Regions from separate parts of the Homo sapiens genome. Here region 1 is linked to region 2. The links are chromatin contacts, found by Hi-C or POLR2A ChIA-PET in ENCODE. All regions are on one chromosome and are shown on one strand. The core of a region is the stretch at or near the end of the contact, and the rest is flanking DNA. Distances in the headings are between cores, read along the strand shown.

Region 1 (5,197 bases), core at 2,323-4,822, 190 kb after region 2:
TTATTGTATGAATCTATTTATATGAAATGTCTAGAATATGAAAATTCATAGAGACAGAAAGTAGATTAATGGTTGCCAGACAATGGGGAACAGGAGAATGGGAAGCGACTGCTAACTGGTACAAGCTTTCTTTTTGTGATGATAAATATTTTCTGAAATTAGTGATGGTTGTACAACTTTGTGACTATATTTGTAAAAAGCCACTGAATTGTATACTTTAGAGGGTAAACTGCACGGTATGTAATTGTATCTCAATAAAGCTGTTTTTATTTTTAATCTCATGCAAAAAATTGTCCCACTTTAAAAAAACCTGATCTTAAATAAATTACAAAGTGTTTACTGAATAGTTGTGACACAGTTACTTTTATAAATAAAATCATATTAAAAATGCAATGTGAAGAGTTTCTGCATTTAAAAGAACTCTGCAATGAGCCCTTTATAAAAGTAAAGAATGCTTTTTAAGATAAATACTTGCAAAGATCTTTATTTTTAAGGAACTTTACAAAATGTGTCTTTTTAATGGACACGACTGGATAATGTTAAAGACAGACTTTTTAAATTTTTAACTATTATAGATATATAATGCTGTACTTATTTATGGGGTATATGTGATATTTTCATACAAGCACATAATGTATAAAAATCAAATTAAGGAAATTGAGATATCCATCACCCCAAGCACTTATCATTTCTTTGTGTTAAGAAAATTCCAATTCCACTCTTTATTTTGAAATACACAATAAATTACTGTTAACTATACTCACCCTATTGTGCTGCCAAACACTAGATCTTATTACTTCTACAGCTGATTTTTCAATAAATTTTAAGGCAACCAACCAGTATTTGAATATATAATAAAGTTTTTTTTTTTTAAGGAAAAGATATGTACTAAAAGGGGAGGAAGTTTACTACATTACATGTAATAAAAACATTATATAAATATTTTTCAAAACAAAGAAGTAACTTAAAATAGCTTTCAGAATCTCACATAGTTATGTTCCAGAATTTCTCAGGCTCCTACCTTCAACCTCAGAGAACTGTGAAACACTTTGCCTCAATACTGTACAGCCTCTTTGAAATAAACTGTGGCATTGTTCTCTTGCTATGCAGAACAGTCAGTAAATCAGTCAAGAACATTTATTAAAAACCCACAACGCACAGATGTGCATACTGGACACCTGGGGAGTTATACAGGAAGTAGAAAACATAGTACCTGACCTCAAGGCAGAGACAGTAGAGAAAAGACCAACACAAATCATATAGAAGAGCAATAACATCACATTTCCTTTATTTCACCCTGGAGCAGATGATATGAACACAGAGTACAGATTACCTGGACACTGCTTACTCCAACTTTTCATAAAATGGAAGAGTATGCAGGAGAACAAAGAAATAAAAGCAGGATCAGAGGTGCTATAAGGCGAGGTTTAAAAAAAAGGAAGAAGTGTTACAACCACCTAACAACAAAATAAGAGTTTCAAGTCTTATTTTTCATTACTCCCTGAAACTTGCCAGGCTATAACAGTGGGAGCAATGGGGGCAGAAGTTCCTTCCTTTCAAAATGCACATCAACAGTGCTTTATAATATGACACATACATGAAATCACAGAAATGTTAAATACAAAGTAGATTTTATTTACACGCTTGTGCCTTAGCAGCTGACAATTTTTAGAAGGTATCAGCACCATCTCAGGAAGGCTCACTTACCAGATATGCAGAGTGGACCATATCTCCTACTCCCTAATTACAGAAGGAACACAGCCTGTCCACAGGATACTTGCCTTATTCCTCACCAGTGAAATATTATCATACTATTTTGTCTATCAGTTTCAATAACTGCCAGGAAAACATAGTTTCTAAGAAACAATTCAATACTAATACAACTAATACAATCACTAATCATTAGAGAAATACACATCAAAACCACGAGATACCATCTAACATCAGTCAGAATGGCTATTACTAAAAAGTCAAAAAATAACAAAATGCTGGTGAGGCTGCACAGAAAAGGAAATGCTTACACACTGTTGGTGGGAACATAAACTAGTTCAGCCACTGTGGAAAGCAGTTTGGAGATTTCTCAAAGAACTTAAAATAGAGCTACCATTCAACCCTGCAATCCCATTACTGTGTATATACCCAAAAGAATATAAATCATTCTATGAAAAAAACACATATACTCATATGTTCATTGCAGCACTATTCACAATAGCAAAGACTTGGAATCATCCTAGATGCCCATCAAGAGTGAATCTGATAAAGAAAATGTACATAGGCCAGGCGCAGTGGCTCACACCTGTAATCTCAGCACTTTGTGAGGCTGAGGCAGATGGATCACCTGAGGTGAGGAGTTCGAGACCAGCCTGGTTAACATGGCGAAACCACGTCTCTACTAAACAAAAAAATACAAAAATTGGCTGGGCATGGTGGCGCATGCCTGTAGTCTCAGCTACTTGGGAGGCTAAGGCAGGAGAATTGCTTGAATCCAGGGGGTGGAGGTTGCAGTGAGCCGAGATTGTGCCGCTGCACTCCAGCCTGGGCAACAGAGTAAGACTCCATCTCAAAAAAAAAAAAAGAAAAAAAGAAAATGTGGTACATATACACCATGGAATACTACACAGCCATAAAAAAGAATGAGATCATGTCCTTTGCAGCAATATGGATGTAGCTGGAGGCTATTATCCTACCAAACTAACCAGGAACAGAAAGCCAAATACCACATGTTCTCACTTGTAAGTGGAAGCTAAACATTGGAGTATACATGGACACAAAGAGGGGAATAATAGACACTGGGGCCTACTTGAGGGTGGAGGGTGAGAGGAGGGTGATGGTCAAAAACCTACCAATCGGGTACTTTGCTCACTATCTAGGTGACTAAATCTTTTGTACACCAAACCCCAGTGATATGCAATTTACCCACGTAACAAACCTGCACATGTAACCCCAGAACCTAAAATGAAACTTGAAAAAGAAAAAAAGAAAAAGGTAAATGACTGGTTTTCTGCCAATGATAGATTATTCTTATCAGTTGCTGCATTAAATGATTACTGACTGAAACTCCAAGTATGGAAGTGAGAGTCAGACAAGAACTTTGTGGAAACGCCAGTTTGAAGGAGATAGTCTCAACAAAAAGTAAGTTCAAGCAATAGAGTTTGTGTCCGTCCATTTTTGCATCACTATAAAGAACTAACCGAGGACTGGATAATTTATAAAAAGAGGTTTAATTGGCTCACAGTTCTGCAGGCTGTACAGGAAGCATGGTGCCAGCATCTGCTTCTGGCAAAGACCTCAGCAAGCTTACAATCATGGCAGGAGGTGAAGGGAGAGCAGGCACATCACAAGATGAGAGTGGCAGTGAGAGCAAGAGGAGGTGCCACGCTCTTTTAAACAACCAGATCTCACATGAAGTCAGAGCAAGAACTCTTTCATTATCACAAGGACAGCACCACACCATTCATGAGGGATCCACCCCCATGACCCAAACACTTCCCACTAGGCTCACCTCCAACACTGGAGGTCACATTTCAACATGATATTTGGAGGTGACACATATCCAAACCATTTCAGAGCTTTACGAAAAACTTTGAAGAGGTGACTCATTTCCAAGAGTTAGCTCTAACCCTTAGTGTGTCCTTACACTGAAATTTAATATCTCTCTGAAAATTCCATTTGCTGGTTCTGAGAACTTTATGGGACAAGTTTAATTTATCTGTAATATCACAGCCCTTCAATTATTTGAAGGCAGTTCTCGTGACCTATCTTTCAACCCCACTAGGAGTCACCTCTTAGACAGGCTTACTATCCCAGTCTCCTTCACTATTCCTCATCTGACTTGTTTCAATTTCCTTCATCATTTGGCTCTCTCCTCTCTGAATATGTACCAGTTTGTCTATAGCTCTCTTAGAGGATAACACCCAGATCTCAAGATAAGATTCTAGGTGTGTTCTAAAGAGCACAGAAACAAATACAAAAATCCATGCCTTAATTTATGTATTAAACTTCTATTGATAAATGGCATTGTAAGTTAAAATAGCTTTTTTGGCAGCCTCATCAGTAGTGACTCCTATTATGCTTCTTATTAACTAAAAGCCCTAACATTTTTATGTATTTACCACTGCTAAGCTACATATCCCTCTTCTTAACTGGGACAACTAAATTTTAGAATCCATTTTGAAATTTTAAATTTATCTGTATTATATTTCAGTATCGCTAGATTTACCTATTTAAAGTCCATCATGATATTCTTAGATTCTACTCCAATTTTGGGTTGGCACTCCTAACTTCAAATTATAAACATACTGGCTAGGCATCCTTCTGGAAACCTCCCTTTATGACAATTTATAAACAATAAACAATCTTGGGTGCAATAATTTAAACAATAATGTCTAACCAATAATAATATGAACTTAAACATTCATCACAAGTTTGTCAAGGAACTTGTCAACTGCCTCAGCAATGTAGGCTGTTGTGCCTACAAATGCAAGGATGCCACTAATTATTCCATTGCACAGCATTCTTTTCATCTTGAGTGGTAGAGTTTAATTTCCAATATCAAGGAAAAAGACTCTAAGGAATTACTACATCTGAGAGTTGGCATATTTACATGAATTAGGCTCTCAAACAAAATCTGTAGAACAAAGGATGGAAGTAGGGGGCAGAGGCTAAACTTAGGTCATTTAAATTTGCCTCCTCTTCTTAGAAGACTTCCTTCTGCCATATCCCTCTCCTAGACTTCGGACCACACCTAATCCTTCTTTGCACTTCTAATATCTGAAGCAGTGCTATGTAATAGAAATAATAATGCAAGCCACATACATAATTTTAAACTTACCAGTAGCCACATTCAAACAGTAAAAAGAAAAAAGGTGACATAAAAATTATAAACTATTTTTTAACTTTATACACAGTAAAATTCATCTTTTTCTGTACACCTATAAGAGTTGTATAACATGCAGAGATTTGTGTAAACATCACCAAAATTAGGATACAGAACAATTCTATCACTCTCCAATATGTCTTCATGCTATCCCTGTGTATTTAAATATTCCGACCATTCCTTATTCCTGGAAACCTCTGACCTGCTCTTGGCCCCTTCAGTTTTGCATTTTTCCAGAATGCCATATAAATGGAATCATGCAGTATGTAACCTTTTGAGACCAGCTTCTTCTTTCACTTAGCATAAGGCATTTGAGACTCA
Region 2 (5,588 bases), core at 1,929-4,428:
GACTCCCTAGTAGCTGGAATTACAGGCACCCGCCACAATGTCTGGCTAATTTTTGTATTTTTGGTAGAGACGGGGTTTCACCATGTTGGCCAGGCTGGTCTGGAACTCCTGACCTCAGCTGATCCTCCCACCTTGGCCTCCCAAAGTGCTGGGATTACAGGCATGAGCCACTGCTCCCAGCGCAAACGGCATCATTTAAAAATAACCCGTTATTAATAAAGATTTAGAAATAAATACATTTATGAAATCCTTAAGGATGCTTAAAAATGTTTTCCTTGATTATGCTACTTACATATTTTCTCTGAAATTGTTTCACTATTCATTGGTCACCAAGTCCCTTCTTGAAGACAAAGGCAAACTTCAGTACCTATCTATATAACTAGTGACGGTGCAAGTATTCAGTCTGAATGATTCATATGGAATTAGTCACACAATCAGAATGAAGAACATATGCATAAGTGAGATTCTATTAGCTGCAGAAAACTGTCAATTCCTGAAAAGTTTATCTTCTCCAGCATTCCAATCAAGAACCTTTTTCTCTTTTCACACTATATTATCGGCAACTCATGGTTTCCACACCCACCAGCATGTTAACACTAAAGCTATATCCAGTCTCAATCTATTTCCAAGTCCCTAATCCTAAATTTCTAACTGTCTCTTGGATATCTCCCCCTGGGTGTCCAGTAGGCATTTAAAACTCATCAGGGTCATGGCATGAAATAGATGGCACACTGAAAGGGGAGATGGAAGCAAGTCTGATGAAGGCATTCGTTATGAGGTTGTAAACAGCGTAAGAGAAATCAAAAAGAGATAGAGAAGCACCCTAGGGCTGGCAACAAAGGAAAGGCATTACTTATCACTGGGATCAAACCAAAGATAACTGTAATGTCATGAGCGGGGCTCCCAGTGGAGTTGTGGCCATAGGTAGAAGACTCAAACACAGTCACGCCAGTGCAAAGAAGGGAGGACGTCAGGGGTAAGAGACATATCCCTCCTTACTCTCCTTCCACCCTCAAATCTCTAGTTGCTGAACCCAATCAAAGGCCAGAAGGTAAGAAAGTTCATTTTGATGCAGCCATCCAGGGCACACACCAAAGTGAAGCGGTCCAAATCCAGATTTACTAGTTTGGCATCCACCCCTCCCCCTACTCCCCCAAAATGTGTCCTTCCTGTGGTATTCACTATTTTGGTTGATAGGATAACTCGCTAGAGTAGTTTTTGGTCACTCAACCTTATTATCATGACCTAGACCTCTGCAGCTCCTACTCTCCTACTGCAGCATCTCCTACTTCAAGTTACTCTTCTCTCCAAGCCAGCATCCTCCATGGACTCTAGTTATCTTTACAAAACTTAAACCTTGGTGTATTCACCTCCTAGGGCTGCCATAACAAAGTACTACAGACTGGGTGGCCTCAACACAGAAATTGATTTTTCTCACAACTGTAGAGGCTGGAAGTCTAAGGAGTCAGCAGGGCTGGATTCTCTTGAGGCCTGCTTGGTTTGTAGATGGTTGTCTTCTCCCTGCGTCTTCCCTCTGTGTGTATGTGTGTCCTAATTTCCTCTTATTATAAGGACATTGGTCATATTGGGTTAGGGCCCATTCTGATGACCTCATTCTAATCTAATTACCTCTTAAAGGCCTTATCTCCAAAAACAGTTATATTCTGAGGTACTAGGGGGTTAAGGCTTCAACATATGAATTTTGAGCAAACACAATTTACTTCCAAAGCATTTTCTCTGCTTAAAAGCCTTCAGTGTAGCCGGGCACAGCGGCTCATGCCTGTAATCACAGCATTATGGGAGGCTGAGGTGGGTGGATCACTTTGAGGCCAGGAGTTCAAGACCATCCTGGCCAACATGGTGAAACCCCATCTCTACTAAAGATACAAAAATTAACTGGGTGTGGTGGCACATGCCTGTAATCCCAGCTACTCAGGAGGCTGAGGCAGGAGAATCCCTTGAACCCAGGAAGCGGAGGTTGCAGTGACACAATATCATACCACTGCACTCCAGCCTGGGTGACAGAGCAAGGCTCTGTCTCAAAAAAAAAAAAAAAAAAAAAAAGCAAGGAAAAAAAAAAAAAGCTTCAGTGCCCCTTCCCCCACCATTTTCTCTAAGACATACTCCAGATTTTTAAACTTGGCATGCAAAATGACCTTAACAACTTGGCTACCCAACTTAGTTTTCCAGCTTCACCTCTTGCATCTGCTGTTTTTGCATTCAGATATCAAGCTCCCCGAACCAACCATACTTTATACCTCCTCACCTCTGTATGTGCTGTCCTCTCTCTGTAGAATCCTCTCACATGTCCAGTAATCTGTAAAGTTATTTTTGATGCCTGAGGCAGAGCCAATTACACCCTTCACATTCCTCAAAGAAACTTGAACACCCTACTATTATAGTATGTATCACCCTGAATTGCAATTAATTCTTTACGTCTTTCTCCCGCAGTACACTGGCAATTCCTTGAAGGCAAAGACGATGTCTGTTTTTGCTTATCACTGATTCCTCTGCACCCAGAACCGTACCTGGGACACAGTAGGAGCTAAACAAATATTTCTTGAATGAAGGAAATGAAAAAATAAGTGAAAACATGAACAAACCAATAAAAGGGGAAAGGGTTTCTCTTTTGATACCTAGTACAGTGGTATGGTACTCACCAAACTTAAGAATGTACTTAATAAATGATTGCTGAATAAAATCCTGACTGAAGCATACGGGAAAATCTGAAACCATGAAGGGATCTGGAGTTATTTACTTTAAGAAAAGTTATGGAAGCTGATTATCTTTGGGGTAAAAAGGAAATGGATTTTTAAAAGCCTATAAACTTCAGGGAAGAAGCGCCAAGATACATGTGACAAGGCAATCTGAGCTCCACTCAGATCCAAGAACAAAGGGTTCCTGGTTTAAGCTATGGAAGTATCTGTTCCAGAAAGCAGCTGGGCAGAATTTCCTCACACGAATAGCTCTTAATGTATGGGAAAAAGAAAAGAGCAAAACAAAACAAGCAAAGGCAGCAAAAGGGAATAATTAGTGTAAACAGTTTAGTTTTTTTTTTAATGCATTGGACAAACTCCAAGAAGGAAAAAAAAAATGTTGTGGGATAAACATCTGTTCACTCGGAACATGACAGAGCCCTTGACAGGCTCTGCGGCCTGTGTGTGTCCTTATGTGCCCGAGGTTTATATTTATGCTTCCACTGCTCAGACAGCCCACAGAGTGGCCCAGAAAGAGAGACCTATTCCAGGCCAGGACGCACTCCTCTAACTCCACGTGGGGGTGTAGGGGCAACTCTCATTCGGTTGTGTTTGACACAACAAAAAACACACTGAAGGGAAGAAGAGCAAATACCAATTGCACATGTGGAACTGCTCTACTCCACCTGCACTGGGTTCCATCAACACTGTATTTTATTGACTGCACGGAATGCACAGAAGTGACCAGACACCACACGTTTATGGGGATTAGCACTGTCTTTCCATCCCTATGATCCTTGGTATCAAGATGTTAAGTGCAACAAGTTGTAGGAGTCTGTTTTCTTGTGCCAGATGTGCCTTTTGCAATCAGTCACTGAGTCTAGGAGTTTCTAAGAAGAGAACTCCATGAGAAAATTCATCTTCAGTTTTCAGTACCACCTGATAGTTTCTAAGAGGTGCATAGCAGTGGGCCTAGAGATGAAGCCAGATGGAAATGATCTAGCAATGTGCAATGGGCAGTGCCCTGAGGAAAACACCCACAAGGGGTGGATGGCCTCAATTCTCATCTCCATGACGATAGATCACATTACCTTAGAGCCTTGGGCCACGTGAGTCCAATTCTGAGGCCTCTGACCCAGCTCCATCAGCCCAGCCGATCTTACACAAGTCTCACCCTTAGGAGTACATTGTGTTAAGATGGGGACAGATTGCCTCACCCTTACCTTTCTTTCTGGCTGGGTTCACAACTTCTCTTGCTCTATCATCCGATTTACTCCATTTTCTCTTCCTAAGGCCCATGGCTCTCAGTTTTTCATTATTCTTATGGCATTCATGTCTAACTCTGGCATTCTATTAGATATCTGGCAGGGGTGACTGCCTTTTGCTTTTCTCCTAGACCTTTGTCCCCAGCACCATGTGTACATTTTCTGTGACCTGCCTCAAGACAAGAAAAATGTTCTTTTTCTCCCCTTAGGCATAAAGCTCTCTGGGTCTCTAAAGTCTCCCTGATAGCCAGCTACTGACTTACTCCACATAACACAAGAGGTCACATTTAACAGAATTATTCTGAGAGTGGCCAGTTGGGGCTGTTAAGAAAACTAATTCTCAAGCTGATCCTGGCCCACCTGCTGACTTGGCTGGAAGAAGCGCTGGCACCCAGAGCTTCACACTCAGAAGAAGGTCATGGGGGAAGCAGGGTGGCTGCCGGCTGGGAGGCATCTGAGGAGAGTGAGGATTTCACTAGGCTGGCCACAAAAGATGACACCACCGTCTTTTTTCGGGGGGCACCTCATTCTATCTGTCTACACACAGATATGCCTACACCCACAATAAAAATGTTTATAAATAAAAATATTTGGTACTAGTTTTGATTTTCTACAGAATTGGGACTAAAAAACCAATTTATTCTTACACTTGTGGATTAAATGGTAACTCCACAGTTTAATTTTATCTGAAAGGGGGAAAAAAACTGACATCTAGCAGTTAAACATGTCTTTGTCACTAGAGGCCTATGACACAAATCTCGATGATATTTTATGAGAACATGTATAGCTTTTCTCCACTTGTGGCTATAATTGCTGTTGGAGAAGCCCCAACATGTAAAGGTTGATGCTTCTGAATGTGCTGAAAGATGCTGGAACTAAACCATGCAGTGACAGCTATCAAAATGTCACCAATGCAGTGTCATATTCAGTCAAGATGCTTAAAAATTCAAATGTTCAACTAACACTGCTCTAGTGTGCGAGGAAGAGCATTACCTGGCTGGTTGGTAGGGAAATGAAATGAGATTATGTGCATAACAGCACTTAGGAAGAAGCCCGGTGCAGGGTTGGCTGAGCTAGGAAGAGCTATCATTCGCTGGGCACTGACTCCATAGAGTAGTGTATGCCAGACAGTAGTCTCATTACACATGTTTTAATTCAATTAATCCTCAAAACTGTGAAGTGGATACTATCCTCATGCCTGGGTAAAAGGTGACAAAAAGGAGGCTAAGAGAATACCCAGCTACTTAGTATTGGAGGCTGGATTCACATCCAGGTCTGTCTGACTTTGGAGTCTCTACTTTAACCGTTACTTAAGTTCTGGTTTCTCAAAGCATCCTGAAGAGAGCCATGTACATTTCAGGTGCCCTTTGTCTTTACTGTCCCGGTGTGAGGTATGCGCTGCAGGGCCTAGCAATGTACTCTCTTTACGTGGGCCTAAACACCCACTGGTATTTTTAAAAAGACAAAATACGGTATTTCAAGTTTCTAAATAATTTTTATTTAAACAATTACAACTCCTTGCCACTTGCTCATTAATTGAAAAGGTTTCATTTGAAATCACTAGTATTTATTCTAGGAATTAGTAGTTAGTTTGAAGAGAAGGTTGCAGTAGCTAAAATTTAAATTT

Evidence for each region. A loop is a pair of places that touch in the nucleus more often than their neighbours do. ChIA-PET counts read pairs that join two places held with the same protein, here RNA polymerase II (POLR2A). Pooled maps may share reads with other maps.
Region 1: a pooled map of gastrocnemius medialis shows a loop between it and region 2 (2.1-fold over the local background). The contact joins two enhancer-like sites. A Hi-C loop is called at or near these places in 1 of 168 maps with a recorded cell type or tissue (mesothelial cell of epicardium) and 2 of 50 pooled maps. POLR2A ChIA-PET finds 5 or more read pairs at or near these places in 3 of 52 experiments (Panc1 and activated T-cell).

Annotation. Positions count from the first base shown.
Region 1 is chr2:27,976,411-27,981,607 of GRCh38, reverse strand. All of the region lies in intron 3 of BABAM2 (BRISC and BRCA1 A complex member 2), which reads right to left. Among named protein-coding and RNA genes, the nearest start is that of MIR4263, 17 kb to the left of the region's middle. Within about 2 kb of position 3,572, at least 7 of the 41 ENCODE cell types and tissues checked have a DNase peak (open chromatin) inside an H3K27ac peak, as active enhancers do.
Region 2 is chr2:28,162,006-28,167,593 of GRCh38, reverse strand. All of the region lies in intron 7 of BABAM2 (BRISC and BRCA1 A complex member 2), which reads right to left. All of the region lies in intron 1 of LOC100505736 (a long non-coding RNA gene), which reads left to right. Among named protein-coding and RNA genes, the nearest start is that of BABAM2-AS2, 150 kb to the left of the region's middle. Within about 2 kb of position 3,178, at least 10 of the 41 ENCODE cell types and tissues checked have a DNase peak (open chromatin) inside an H3K27ac peak, as active enhancers do.